Linked DNA regions of Mus musculus: region 1 is linked to region 2. A link is a loop called in an ENCODE intact Hi-C map of the cell type or tissue named here. Cell type or tissue: left cerebral cortex. All regions are shown on one strand.

The links. A loop is a pair of places that touch in the nucleus more often than their neighbours do. Peaks named below come from ENCODE experiments on the same cell type or tissue, not always from the same donor. Only the 100,000 strongest peaks of a DNase experiment are listed, where the experiment ranks them.
Region 1: a loop joins it to region 2, with 2.2 times the contacts of the local background. A loop is called at or near these places in 3 of 42 quality-filtered maps.

What each region holds. Positions count from the first base shown.
Region 1 is chr2:106,078,212-106,086,211 of GRCm38, reverse strand. Dcdc5 (doublecortin domain containing 5) reads right to left here and starts at 5,213. Exons shown (of 24, transcript NM_177844.2): 1 at 4,972-5,213. In left cerebral cortex, a CTCF peak has its summit at 4,003 (motif pointing right); a DNase peak (open chromatin) is centred at 4,029.
Region 2 is chr2:106,191,310-106,199,309 of GRCm38, reverse strand. The region is part of intron 3 of Dcdc5 (doublecortin domain containing 5); the gene reads right to left. Among named protein-coding and RNA genes, the nearest start is that of Dcdc5, 110 kb to the right of the region's middle. In left cerebral cortex, a CTCF peak has its summit at 4,689 (motif pointing right); a DNase peak (open chromatin) is centred at 4,711.

The DNA of each region.
Region 1 (8,000 bases), 110 kb after region 2:
AATGAAGCAGAAGTTATTGAAGCCTTTATTGATTGCTCAGATCACAAGTTTACTGCCATACTGAATTGGCACCTTACTCGCTGAAGCAAACTGCTGACACCTTTTTTAAAAAGTGACAACTACATCTATTTCATGACCAGAAATCCATTTTCATCTCTATCAAGACAAGAATGCAATTTTCACTTCATTTAACTGATGTTAGGCCTGCTCAAAGCATGACACTTAGAAAAAGACACAAGTTTAAGGTTCTTAAAGTACTTCAAGTAACTAGGATGCAGCTTGGTTTCAGGGGGAATCAACAGCCAGTATACACTGTGAACAATCTAATATGCTAAAAGAGATTCCTATCAAAACTTTAAAGAAGTTTTACACTTTCAAAAGGACTCCACTCCTCCACTCTGTTCTCGTAATTGCAAAGGCAACACATTTATGGGTTAGAAACTACTCTAGAGATGTCAAAGGATGTTAAGAAGGTTGCTGATAAGCCAAACATTTTAAGTTTCATCCCAAAAAGACTAACTCAAGAAAAGACTCCACTTCCTTTGCTCTGTCCGGTACATACAGCATGAAGAGCCAAATGAAATGCTTGGTCTCTTAGCAGTAGTAAAGCTAACAGATGCTTTCAGCTGACCTAAAACATAGGACCTAAAATGCTTTCAAACAGCTTATGAAAATAAAATATTAAATTCTTTTCTCTTTTCATAATGAACAAATTTCTGCCAGCACTAAAGTAATTCAAAAATATTTTGAGTCGAATCATTTCTGATAAGAACAATGTTGTTATATTTAATATCTAATTATGAAACATATTGAAAGTATGGGTAAAGTCATTTGGTTTTAGCTCATAAATTTTTTAAATCTAAAAGACTGTGGAAATCTTAATTTAGATATTAACAAAATATGTTTCAGTTTTGAACTGTGAAACCTGTGCATACTGATATTATCTGATTTTTTTTTCTTTAATAGTATAGCCGTAAAGCAAACCCACAATAGAGTTGCAATTTGAACAGTGAAATATGAGTTTTTAAATAGAAATTCAGTGTTTGGATTTCTCAACCCAATGTATCAAATATTAAGCTTAAAAAATACGTGTAAATACACTGACGAAGGTTACTTTGCTTAAATTGCTTTCTTTAAAAAACAACAAGCCTACCAAACAAAAACTACATACAAAAATATTTAAATTGCCCAGACCAAAATCATGTAGCTCTCAACTTGACTAGGTAATGAGCTGATATAAATAACCCAAGCACTCATTTTCCAAATCAAACTAAAGAGATAAAGTGTTTTGTGCACTTTCAGACATAAAAACAAACTGCTGGTGTTTTTCAACTGTTCAGGTGAAGTTTAGGAATAGCCTCTAGTGCCTAAGACATGTTTGAGAGTTATTATTATTATTATTATTATTATTATTATTATTATTATTCATTTTGTTTTACATAAGCTAAAATTTAACTCCAAGTTGATCATCCTTTTCCAAAGTGCTATAATGTAGGAGGAGGACTGAGAGTCCCACTGTATCTCAAAGTTACAGAGTAAAACAGAAGCCGACAGGCCAGGGTGAAGGCAGCCAGTGGGGGTGGTGCAGCCAATTCTTGGCTTCCTGTCTGACACTCATGCGTGACTGTAGAAGCTCTAACAACTGAGATGGGTCGTTAAAAGTATTAAATGATTAAAAATGAGAGTTTATGAGCCCTTTTCAAAACCAATGTTTTTAATAAAAAATAAATTGCTATACATTAATTATGTAAAAATCTCTAGGAACTTTGTTAGTTTTAGGAGCAGAAAAATCAAAGAAATTGTCTAAATCAGGACGAGCAGCTTCCAGTGATGAAGTTCCCCTCAAATCATGCTTGTACCTCACACTGCCGATCAGTTCGCCCAAGCCCTAATTACTGTAACTGCCTGGCGCCCTTCCACGGAGGTTTTTTTTTTTTTCTTTCTTTCTTTTTTTTTTTTTCTTTCATTTTTTACAGTATTTCTGAACAGACTGACATATTTTGTTTACTGACAGCAACTAAAGCTCTGTGTAGGATCATAAATAAAGAAGATCGTGTTTAAAAATCACTAATATCATTTTAAGAGGTACTGCAGCCTTGTGTTTTGGCCTCTGTTTGGCTGTGTTAGCCATGAATGACAGCTTCCCTGCTTGAAGCACACAGAAAGCACAGCCTTGCTCATTCACTGACAGGACTGTGGCCTTTTCACACGTTCCTTCCACAGCAGTGTTTGTCCCCAAACACTGGAACTCGACACAATGGCATTCCTACTCTAACACCCCCACCAACAGCACCAGTACATAACAAGAATGCTAATGAGCTGGAGCTGGCCCTCATGAAAGTGTTAACTACATTTCATAGAAAAGTGGTTATGCTGTTCCAAAGATTACCAATTAAACAGATTTCTGCTTAGCTCTCAGCAATTTCCAAGATGTTTCCACTCTTGACAAAATACACGTGATAAATGTAAGGCTAAGCGACTTTAAGCTGTCCTAAATATAATATCTCATTTGAACACTCACGAAGCAGTATATATTTAAGATCACTGTAAAGTAATGTGCTTAATTCAGCCCCAGGCTGTAATAGCCAAGCTAAAATTTAAAATGAAAAAAAAAAAATTACTAGGGTCATAAATACAAAACCAGTAGCCCTGACTTTTCCTTTAAAGTTGCAATGTAACGATTTGTTTAAGAGACCTTCCTTTGGGCTTCTAGAATTTTTAAACCCATTATAGTTTAACAGACAACAAAACAATATGGTTTTCCTATGGGATGTCAAAAGTAGACTAAACGGAACTGATGTCAAAGTGATCCGGTCCTACAATTTTATAATCTTAAGAATTGTTAACAAAACAAGAGCCGCCCCTCGTCCACGTTTCACCTGTCTGGTGATTCCTGAACAGGGTGAGACAGAAAACTAAACAGAACCAGCTTTCTGGAAGGCCGAGTGAAGTAGTGCAGCTCAATGAATGCTCATTAATGCCGAGGGGGACACTCATAAGATAAAGATGTGGCCAGGCTTGCCAATGGCCAGAGGTGGCATTGTAACAGTGCCACTGCAGTGAGTTTTAAAAACATCGAAGCCATGGAAAGAGGACCCAAGTGCATATAATTAAACATGCGTGACTAAAGAAAATAGAATTTTTTGCAAACTTATGGCATTCCTCCTTGCTTTCATCCCTGTACTTCAGCTTACCTATAGCATGATGAAGCTTAACATTGTTACAATGCAGTAAGGCATAGAGGTAGAGAAAGTAGCAGAGAAACGAGACGTTTAAGGATTCTTAAACTTAGCATAATATTGAAATGCTTATAGAGTAGTTAAACGAACAATCTGCAACTAACTAAAAATGTAAAGTTTTGCTCATATTTACATCTAAGATTTAATAAATTATACTTGACAGCATTTTGAGTAATGACCTCTTTAAATTAAAGCAGCAATCCTCAAGGCATTTTTGCCACAGTGAACTGAACTCCTGAGTTTAGCATTTGTTTAGAGTGGCAGAAATAAGAGGCGTTGGCCCTTATTGTCCGGATGTCTTCTGTCTCACCAACCCTCACTTTTAATAAAACTTAGAAAGTGCTTATCTCCAGATTTTATTTAAACAGTGCTTTTCTTGAAATTACAATAAAAGCCATATGCTATTTTTTAACATTGAAAATAACTTAAAACCCTTCACTTAGTGAAACACAACTACAAATAAATTTAATTCAGAAAGGCATCATTTATTTTATAAAATCATTATATATTGAACATTAATATTTAAATATTAAACAATTAAAAGAACAAAAATTTTCTTATACTGGTTTTTGTATATGCTGGCCTAGTAGAACATTGGAACAGTCTGGATTTTTAATCAAATTGTCTATAGTAGTTATTAATCCTCTCTGAATCACTATATCTCATTAAAAGAAACTAAGTACACTTTCCCTAAAAATAAAGTCTGAGACGTCCCTGGAAGTTCCAAGAGCTTTGATGAACTTTCTTCTGCCCATCGTGTGTTGCAGTTCTCCGAGTGGACAGCAGGAGGTGCTGTGTGAACACCGAGCCTGTCATCTGGAGCCCAGCTCCCTCCAGTTTTCTGTGTGCAGTGAATAGTGAGACGCTTTCAAAATATTCATTTATCAGCGGCCGGTGGCCTGAGATAATGAGCCAAATTCTAAAATGGAACCTCCAAGTTTACAATGTAAACCCCACCCTTATTTAACACAAAGGTTGGCTTCTCTTAAGTGTTATGTTGGAAGATTTTTTTTTTAATGGTACAACCTTTTTTTTTTGTAATTATCCAAACTGCAACATTCTGGTTACAATATAAATCCTTTTTTAAGTCAATCAAATGTCCCAAAACTAATTACAAAACCATATGTCTTTACCTTCACACATACATGTGTGTGTGTATAAATAAACATACAACTATAGAATAAATGCACAGAGATTAAAAGGTAAAATCTAATTTAATTTAGTCAAATACATTAATTCAACTATACTCTGGATCCTGAAATACACAAGTTAAATAAGTATAATGGAATTAAGTTCTCTTGAGGAGAAGTTAGTTCACGATTCATTTCTGTAGAATCTGATTTGCTTTTAGACCCATTTCTACAATAGTGAGGTGAGTTTACACCAGAGGAAAAATGAGGAGTCTCAGCCTTCAGAGGAGTGCAGATGAATTCATTTCCTTCGTTGGTGTTACTGACTCTGGAATAACCATGTAAGGATCTGCTTTTCCTCTGCAGAGTGAGCAGTGAGGAAAGATGAGGCAGATGACACTCCATACCAAAAGACAGACACAATCAGCCCCTTTCTTGCTGCCTTTGAGATTCCAGAGCATTTTTGGCTCCCTTAGAGGCGCTGAGCTCACAAAACATGTCACGGTTCTTTTATGACACAATGCCAATCATTGCGTCTATAGAACCAAATACATCTGAAAAAATATATATAATACAGTACTTTTTAAAAAGGGATGGCTTACCTGCTTGTAATAATATTTTTGCAGACTTTAACCGTTGATACAAGGCCCCAAGAACTCCTTGCCCGTGCATCTTAGCCCCCAAGGGTCTGAAACCTTCTCCCTTAGAGACCCAAAGTGGTCCCCTCAAAGGACTGATGGAATTTTGCAGGCATTTTTCAAGCAGAGAAACTACTGGAGAGAAAAGGGGGAAGGATTCCTTTGACCCAACTGAGATACGCTGTCTGGAATGCAGCCTCGAGACTAGAGCTAACTCTTAACATCTATTATTTATGTCTGACCTGGGTTAAGTCTTAGCGAGGCAATTCCTGCGTTACCAGTGGCCACCAGGAAGGATGTATTTATATTGCGACATCCCCCCCCATGCAAGTCTCATAAGCTGTGTGAGCACACCTGAATAGTTCTGAAGTGTGCCTAACTAGCTGCATGGAGTGTCATGGTGTGCACTGATTGCCTTATCTTCTCATTTATCACAGATGAGTTGGAACCAGCCTTGCCGAAAACCTACTTGCATTGTCCTGATAAAAACTGTACGATCCATGATGTTTCAGTGTCCTGCGTCCTGTAGAGGAGTCCGTGTACCCAAAATATCACATCTGGAAATTATTTATAAAGTATGATCCACACCTTTATAATAAGCCTTCCTACCCCAGGCCCATCATTGGTATTCGTTAAAGCAACCCACGACACAGGGTGACAAGATTGTTTAAATAGAAAAGAGGAGAATGTTAAGCAAGGATTTTCTCATGCCTTTGTGTTCCCAAGTCCCCAGAATATTTAAGCTAGTGGTGGATTCAGGAATGCTATCCCAGCAGGGGCTGTGGAAGGATATTTACTTGTGGGCCTGTCATGTAACATCCATGTGGACTTGACAGATATGTTTATACACTTTGCACATGCTTAGCTGATACAGTCTTTCTAGTGTAAAATACTCAAATGACATGGCAGCTAGGTAATGTTTTCTGAAATTTAGTTTTCCCCTGAAAAGCCAGAAATAAATAACAAAATCTTGGGGCCCAGAAAAAAAAATGAATACATATCACTTTTATTTAACATGGTCTTTTCTTAAATGTATGTAGATCCCAAAGATAAACATGCAAGATAGATAGAGATCCTAGCAATATTATTCTTACACATATTTCTGCAAGGAAAATGAATTAAGCAGATCACAAGCTAAGGGCGTAGGTCTGTGCCCTTGGTTATGTTATATGTTGCATATTTTATGCAAAGAAGCCCAGCACTGAAATGGAATTGCAATCAAGCACAGCTGAGCTACTGAGAGGTTGAGCTATGCAAATGGCCTTTGCTACCTGTGTTCTCCTAAATCTTACTTTCAGCTAAGAAAACTTGCAGTTTAGGACACCTGGTTCTCCAGCTCCCTACCAAAGCCAAACTTAAAGTCTGGTGTGTTCGCTGCTTAGAAAAACGTTGGAGATTAAGAGGTTAAGATTTCCTACTGCTATGAGTAAAATCAAAAACATAAGCGTGATGTGACGACATCTGTGCAGAATTCTGTCATCCAGTTGGAGAAACTAACGCCTGAAATTCTAACAAGCCCACTTTTATACACACAGAGAAACTACTTTTCTCTATATGTTTTAAGTAAATAGGTGTCTTACACTTTCATATGTATAATAGATATTTATATTTTTATATTTACATATTTATATATTTTTATATTTATATAATATTTCTACCATATTATATATGTAAAATATAATATACATGACATTGTATATACTATAGAAGAAATAATAATAATTTTATTTAATAATAATATTTCAAAAATAAAATGGGTAAGACAAGTCAGTTTTGATGACAGTTGTGTACAACTAAACCCAGTTTAGAATCATAAGCATTTTCAGTTTGCTGACACAATATCCATAGGTTACTACATATTTGGTTTTGATTTATACAGATTTAATTGTTTGCCCACTCAATCCAGCACAACTCTCAAATACTGAAAAGCACTACTTATAGTAGTTAGTATAGTTGTTAAATTATTAAGTTAAATAAATTAGGAAGCAGGTGGTAATCATAGAAGATTTACACCCTGGAGTTAAACTCAACTTTAAACCTGAGAAATTTTCATGAAATTCATCAGTCTTATTCCTCTCTATCAAACACAAAAAAACTTTCAGGTTCAGCCCAACCTCAGAAGCTCACTTACTAGATTTTTCTGAAAAATGACTTTTCAGACTTTGTAATCTTTATAACATTTAAATATATATATATATATATATATATATACAATTTGGGGGAGGGGGAAATGAGACTTCAATGTATACTGAAGTGCCAGAACTGGTATTGAGTGGAAAACTACTCCCATGTGCCACACGATTTACATAATTAGGAAAACTATGGAAACCAGAAACAGTAAAGCAAAGAAAGCGGTATTCACAAGCAGGTTGTATAAGGAACTTCAGAATCTGCTCTGAACTTGTTGAATAATCTGTTCAGTATTCCAGCCTCTCCCTGCTGGAAGCAGGTCCTCATTATTACCAGGAGAGCACTAATAAAGGTTAGCCTCTGAACTAGGGATTAGAAGGCCCTTTCTTTGGGGACGCTTCAAACTAGTAACTTTGATGATCTTGAAAAGGGAGACAAAGCACAATCCAAGAACAAACAGTGTTTCCACTAAGCAGGAAGGTACAGAAAACAGAAGAAAATGATAGTCTAAATACTCGGGAAGGAAGCGTGAAGCAGTCTGTCTGCTGTGCTGAAAATAAAATGTATTCAACACAAGGGAGGACAGTGTGCTACTTGGGGGAGGGATGAGGCAGGCAGCCTAAGATGTGTTTTTGAAATGTAAAAGAATAATTGGTTTGCTGAGAGTCACTTGAGTCTTCAATACAGACCATAAATTTTAACAAGGGATGGCTGACTTTTTAATGTATTTTAATGCTCATAAAAGATCTTATTTGTTTAGTTAATTGGTTGGTTTCAGTTTGTTGTTGTTGTTGTTGCTGTAGTTGTTGTTGCTGTAGTTGTTGTTGCTGCTGCTGCTACTGCAAGACAAGGTCTCACTATGT
Region 2 (8,000 bases):
CCATTCCTGCCACCTTTAAATAGGTTCTGAGACCTGGAGTTGTGAACCAAGCTTGTGTCTGGTGTGCCTTTCCCTCCTAAGCCGTCTTCTGCAGCCAGCTTGAAGCAAATTTAATAATTTGGGGAAATATTGCTGCATGCAAAATAAATCTTCCTATGAGTGGGAAAATGCCCATTAAAAAAGAATTCGGATGAATTATTTTTCTCTCTACCAAGAAAAAGAGAGCAGGAGGATGCACAGGCCAGTTTGATTTAGCAATGGATCGATTGTCCCTGACTAGGAGTGAACTTCATCAAAATGCTTTCGGAGTTTTGGTTATGCCCTTTACGCTATCCTTTTAGTTGTATACTAAAGACATGTAATTTGCTAAATTATGTAGTACTAAAGCTAGATGAGATCATACAGAGAGGCCGCTTCATACAGAGAGGTCGCCCAACCCAACTTAGCACAGGTGCCATGCTGTGACAACCAGTACGCTACTTACAAGTTACATATTTCTACTTAAATTTAAGGTCACTTAAATAAATTAGAAAACTAAGTTCCTTAGTCCCAGGAGTCACATTTTAACTAGTCATGGAGTATGCTTCCATCCTCATGCACTGCATGGTGGGAAAGCCTAAGTTCCTTAAGACCAGAGATGCCAGCTAGAACCCTGGCTCACCATGTGCCAGCATTGTGAGTTTGGACAAAACATTTTCTTGTCTCTGAGTTGTAGAATGCTAACATAGACTTATGGTTTGAAAATAAAATAAAAATGTTACACCATTAATTTAGAAGTCAATGCAGAATAGCTGGCACTTTATATTATTTAGAGATAAATAATATCTGTTCCTGGGCAGTCACAAGCAAGATGGTGTTAAACTCCCAGATTCTTCCAATGATTCCTGACTTCCTTCCCCTGCTCACAGGTCCCCTGCTACACTGCCTTCATTTTCACTTTGTCATCATTAAACTCAGGGCTTAAATATGAAAATGTAGAGGAAAAAAATCTATTTTGTACTGAAATGAATTAACTTAAAGTTATTCATTTGGAAATAACCACCAAACAGCTTTTAAAACCAAATTGTGACTTCTTTAAAGCAGAAACTGTTCATTGTCCCCAAATATTCCTTTAAAAACAAAGGGACATGGCTAGGTCGTTTAGGCCTGAACCCATTAGACCATGAAGTAAGTCAATGCAACAAGTATTGCTTAAGGCAATCCAGGATTCAGTGTTTGAGATCTCTCGCTGTAGGAAATCCTGAATTAGGTGATGGGTGACTTTAATTAAATATACGTTAATTTACTCATCACATCCAAATAGTGGAACAGCATCAGCATCCATTAGGGTCTTACATACAGCAGTAATACCATCTCTGTCAAAAGCAGTCACTCGGGCAAAGGTCAAAGCCAAAACGGGATTTAGTGGAGATCTTTTAAAAATGGGAAAAATATTTAAGCTACCTGCATAATATACATTGAAATTAGAGCACAAGTAACCACTAAGGTACTTGATACCGATATCGAATAAAAGCTTTCATTCTTGAACTTCTCTAGCGATATGTGAATACACATTCTAATTTGTTTAGCTAATTTATAATGCACCCAAGGATGGTTGCAACGTGTGCAGTTAAAAAAGAATTGCACATCTAAAAGTTGCAAAAGTGAAAGACTGTAACTGAGAAGAAGTGTTCATCTAATTCATTTTCCCAGTGTAACTAATTAAAAACACATAATACTAAGTACAAACAACTATATTTTGTAAGATCACTAAATGTAATTAAGTGTAGTTACCCTAATTTGATTTACATAACTATTACTAAGCATACTGCTGTTTTAAGTGAATTTGAGAAATAAAATCAAATATCAAACATCTTAAATAAAGAGTATGGTCTTCTATGAGCTATTTTTTTCTCTAGATTGATAACAAATATTTAGGGTTTAATTCTACAATGGGACCTGTATTGTCCCCCATGAAATATCATTGCCAATAGTATTGAAACTGTATTTAATCATGATTAGACAGACAAATCCAGGCTGTGGAAGATGCTGCAAGAAAAGCGCTCAGATTCTTGAAAAAAAAAAATCATGGAAGAAGCAGAATAAAGGTGAAGGGAAAGTTTTAGCTTAAAAGGAGATGCTGCAGTGGAGGAAATCCACCTAGCCTCTGGGTTACAGCGAGCTCGGAGGCACCTGTGGGTAGCTGACTGCCGAGGGGGTGTCAGATGATAACGTGTTATTATGGACTGTTAGGCATACAGTGTGGTTACACAGAAGGTCCCGTTCTTCAATCTGCCAGAAGCACTTAAGGAGTAAAATTTTAATAATTGACTGCAATTACTTTCAGGAGAGATAAACAAATAGGAAAGCTCATTAAATGGCTGAATGAAAATGAAGAGCATGAAAATGTTTGTTGTAATAGTCTTCCAACTTGTCATGTATTTGAAACTTTTCAAAATATGCAAAATTTGGAGGAGATACTGATTTTGACGGATGAGTATGACCTCCTATGTCAAAATAAGTTATAAGCACCAAAATACCCCCCCCCCGAGAAAAAACGCTATTCACTAGATCAATACTGTGCATTTTCTCAGTGTATTTTAAACTGTATAGTGTACGTACTATACAGTTTTAGAAATACCCATTTTAAAAAAATTCCACTGGTGGCAAGATAAGGGCATAGTTATCTTTTGCTCTGTATCACATTAGTGATTTATTTTCAAAACTACAGTAATGTTGCATCATCTTATTAAAATAAAATGAGTCACAAACAAATCTATGGACTTACACGGTTCTGAAGCCACAGCTGATTCCAGAATATTCCATATTTGTGGAACCTTACTGTTTTCACAAATATGATTGTTCAAGAATATATTGCTCATATATACAGACATATATAGGCATGGAGCCAATCATCGATTTCACTTTGCTGGTAACATTAAGAGGAAGTAACGAGGCATACTTGATTAGAGCCGTTCTTTGCCATCAGAAGGGCTTGCCAAATTATGCCAAAATCCTTACTGCTATAAAACCCATCACCATTTACATCATTGAAAAACAATTCTGCTCCTAGTGAAACTTAGACTGACTTGAAATTTGCCTACTGTGTAAATGCTATCATCCATTATGCACATTCTAATTCTATAAATTAGACAGCTTAAGAAATCAACTTGTGTCTTAATGTTGTTCTATTGGGACAAACAAAACAACATTTGTGGCATGGCCCTCTGCCCCGACACCTTCATGGGTTTCTAAGGCAACTGTTATTTGAAGTTAGAAAACTTGAACAAATACCAAATCCAAATCTAATCAGTTCCTCGTTGGCTGATATTTCGATCCGTCTCTAGTGTTTTCATTATTGTTACTGCAAGATCAATTATACCTTACATGCAACACAATTTTGTTCTATCTCTAAACAATGGGCTAAGAAAATTAAAAACAGGGCAAAAAAAAAAAAAGTATGTTTAAGTTTCCTGACAAGCAGTTTCAGAGTTCATCTGGAAATGTCCTGTCAAAATACGCATACATTTCTGAGATTTTTTTTCAACACAAGAGCACAGCCCATCAGTGGCTAGATACAGTAATTCTTTTCTTTCTTCGGAAACGCGGAGAAATTTATGCAGGAATTTACCAATCCACAAAAACTTACACAATGCTCAGCAAATAGTCAGTAATTATTGTGAGATAATGTTCGGCCCTGTGAGAAACACAGCTTCGATAGGAGAGCTTTACCAATTTATCCCGGGCTGTCCTGTCAGTGGTGCTTAGGAAGTTAAGACTTTATTTGTGAAAACATAGAGAAATACTGGGGAATCATGTTGTCTACAGCTTCATAAATCTTGCTTAAGATCCTTTTCAATTACCATCCATTTCTCCTTTAAAATGGGACACCCCCCCCCCCAAAAAAAAAAAAAGAGGAGAGGAAGCGGGTCAGGGCAGTGTGTGGCAGGCAGCGGCAGCGTGATGGGCTTGGGCCCCCCGTGGCGTTTCCATCTGCCGTCATTAAGGTGACTACTCAGACATGAACAAATCCCTCTTGCTGTGCTGACAGGCAGACCTCAAGAAGTATGACAAGGCTTTAAGACAGAGAGTCAGAGAGAGAGAGAGAGAGAGAGAGAGAGAGAGAGAGAGAGAGAGAGAGAGAGGAACGGAGACAGAGAGGGACAGAGAGTCGGTCATATTCCTTCTATTAGCAATGCTGCCTTACAAAAAGAAATGTTCCTTACATTTATTTATCAAAAAAAAAAAAAGGTTTTTCTTAATTCTTAAAGGGTCTAACTCTGCTTCTCAATTCTACTACACTAGTGCTAAATCTCAGAAGGTAAAGCCGACGGGATGAACACCTTGCTCCTACCTGTATGCTTTCCCATAAGAAAGCCCCCCTTTTTTGACCATTCTTCAGCTGCGGTAGACTCTTAATCTCTTGATCGAAAATCCGGGCTGAAGAAAAATGGAGGCCTTGTGACCTGATGGAGGAACCTTGAAGCTGCTCCTGGTGGATTCTGAGACGGAGCTGGTGGAGGGCAAGTGAAGGGGACGAGGAGGAAGACATAAGCTACGTGAACATCTGTAACAAACTGTCTCTGCTCTGTAACAAATGGAGTCCAAACAAATGATAATTAAATTCATATAGAATGTTAAAAGAAGTGTGAAATGACGGCAATGTTTAGTTCAGTGTAAAGTAACAAAATGAGCATGGGCTTTTAACCAGCAGGGGGTGCCACAGGCTTGTGATTGAGCCCTGACCCTTTGGCAAAGAGCCCGAAGGCAGATGTGACAGTCTCACAGAAAGAGCATTTAGCTTCCACACCCGGTAACAATCCTCTTTGATGAGGGCTATGCTTGTCATGTCTGCGCCGCACGGTTTGTTAGGTCTTTCCAGGCCAGATTCAAGTTTTACTGTTACAACAGACTAGCTCCCTGGCCCCAAGCAGCTCCAGGTACCTGGGGGAGGGGGGGGGGGCGTGTAAGAATAATTCCCCCGCTTACAGGACTACATAATCAACGTGCCGGTTCTCGGGTTCTGCCGGCTCTTTTAGAGCTCTTCTGTGAGTATTTTACTTTCAAGCCCTGCAAACCTTGGGAGTGATTTCAGGGACCGATGCCTGGGAGTCGTAAGACATAACTGGAGTGAGAGTGTGAGGTGAAGCCACTCCCCATTTTAAATAATAGCCTTGTCAGAGCCCAGCTCCTTGCAGCCAGAGACTAAGCTATGAAGAGGGTTCATATTTAAAACACATTCAAATGTAAAGTAAATCCAGTGGAACTGTGGCCTGTGAGGTACTTTAAAAAGACATCCTTCATTATCATCTGTCACCTTTGTTCAGCTTTCCCGCCCCTGCTTGGCTCCTCACGTTATCCATCACTCGGCCCCTCCCCCAGCCTTCTGTCACAGGCCTCCTTTTCCTCTCTCCCTTGTCAGTTCTTGTACTTTCTTGATTTCTTATCACTCTGTAGTCCCTGCAGGGATGTAGTCTTTTAGATCTCTCTCTCTCTCTCTCTCTCTCTCTCTCTCTCTCTCTCTCTCTCTCTCATTAATTTCTGCCAAAGGCACGCTGATGAGTGCTAAATGCTGTGTCTTGGAAGAAAAGACGTTTCAGTCCCATAAACATGTTGGGTGTCTCACTTCATTGGCCATAAGCCTTGACTAAGTGCAATAGTGCATTACTCTTTTTGGTCAACAACTACACTTACAGAAAACATCAGAGCTAAGCCCCGCCCTAATTGAAGGTAACACTGGTGTCAATCAGCCCTTTGTTAGCCAAACTTTTGGTTAGAGCCTCAAAGAGCTGGAAATGATGAATATTTCTTTTTATCTTATATTAACTCTATCTCTTACCCGACAGAGGCAAATTAGAACGGCAGCACCTGCTCTCTTAGGCTGCTTAGGAGGTGAAGGCATTAGTGAAAACCTGCATTGCTTTCTTTTCCTCACAGGAAGTTTGAACATATTTCATGTTTTATTTCCAGAGCCTTGCATTTAGTTCCCCAAGCCCTCAACTCTTGAGCTTAGTTTAGCTGTTTTGCTTTGATTTCTGGAAACATGTGATGCCAGTCATTTTTTAAAATCATAAGGCTTTCGCTCTATAGATATCACTTTTTGGTAAAGGAGAAAGTCATGAAAAGTTTAAGGCCTGATTCTGGGCTGTGGGTGTGTACAAAGGCCAGGGCTGTGTGGAGAATATGGACTCTAAGCTCTAACTTCTTAGAACACTGACCAGATCTACTCTCACAGGGATCTACACAGCCTCCATCTCCCTAACTTGACAGAATGCATGAATAGGTGTCCAGGGATGGGCAATCACAAGTCTACGGGAGGTAAGAGCCTTTGCACCTTCCATCTGTAGGTCACTGGTTACGGGAGGTAAGAGCCTTTGCACCTTCCATCTGTAGGTCACTGGTTAGAGCTGGGCTGAGGAAACCTAAAACTGTGATAATCTTTATCCACTCATCTTTAAAGCTATCATCACTGGGCCTTTACGGGATAAGAGTTTGCTCTGGGATCTGAGTAGAGTAGGAAACGTCATAGAGTAGTAATTGAGACAAGCGTCCACATAAGGGAGACTGCTCTCTGACAGAGTTGTGTGATGCCCCTAGTTAATTGTCTGCAAGCCACACCCCTACTTACTTGCAGGCTAAAACAAAGTATAGTCTCAGTGAGTTATTAGTCAATACGCAAAGTTTCCATGGGATAACAGTTATATCCTGTATAAGGCACCTCAAGTTTCAGTATTTACTGGCATGTAAAATAGTGGGGAAAGAGTGGGAGACAGGTAGAAAATTCTAGAAGGACTTTGGCACCATGGTGATTTGTATAATCATGAATATGATAATTAAAAGAAAGCAGCTAAGGTTCTGGATCTTTTTCTAATAAATTAAAGTACATTTTCCTGTCCCCTCTGGGATCAGCGTCATCCAGAGAGTGCCACCAAACTAAGATACAGCTTTCATGATTGGCTCTATGAACCAGATCATGAATGTCTCCGGACAGAGGTAGGTCTGAGGGTGCTGGACTGAGTAGAGAAAAGAGTGAGCCTCCAAACAAAGAGGAGGCAACAGAGACCAAGACACTGGTGTGCACTCGGGCGCATAACCCCAATTTGTAAACAACGGGGTGTTCCGTGTCCTTTTATGCAAGACAAAAGCCCAAAATAAAGCCCCTGAACATGTTGGTTCTGCCTGGGGAAAAAAAAAAAAAGCATCCCAAATGTCTGGGAAATGGGCAAAGGTAAGAGTGCCCAAGATAACCCAGTGTCGTTTGCCCGAGGTGAGCAAGGTCGATCATGGTTGTCTATGTCAGTCACTCAGGGTGCCTGGCTTATGCCCAGAGTATACCCTCTACCAAATACTATGGAATTTTTTAAGAAGTGTAAATAGATTAATGAATAAGTAGAGAACAATCTTGATGTATCCAAACCAGTTTTCAGTATAGACAAATTTGTAAATACAGAGATAGTGATGGTTGAGATGAGGTTAGGTTAAGGTCCAGGAGTCAACACTCAACTGAACCTCACCCTGCAGAACAATAAATGACTATATTTTATAAGCTGCCTTAAGATGTGTTTACATTAACTCTAAGTTATACAGGGAATACTCATATTCACACAAGCGGTTACTCGCTCTTTGCATTGTATCATCACTTTGAATTTGGCTATCAGACTCTAAATCTCTTCTACGGTAGTAAACAGAAACCGCTCCGATATCTTTACCATTTTCATACACCTGATAAATGAGCACATAGAAAAATAGAAATATCTATGTGTGGACACATGTAAAGGGACATGTATAAAGCAACAACTAACTGTCTGAAGGTGTACGAGCAATTGGCTGTAAAATCAATAGCACTAAGCAAAAAAGGGCTCTGTTTCCCCCTTAGACTTGGTGTCTCACCTGACTCCTATTCCCCACCTTCTTAGAATAGAAGAAAGGAAGGAAGAACACTGGTCCCAACAGATGCTTCACTGGAGCCAACATCAGCCAAAGGTCAGCTAGCAACCAATTAACTAGCTCATTGCATTCTC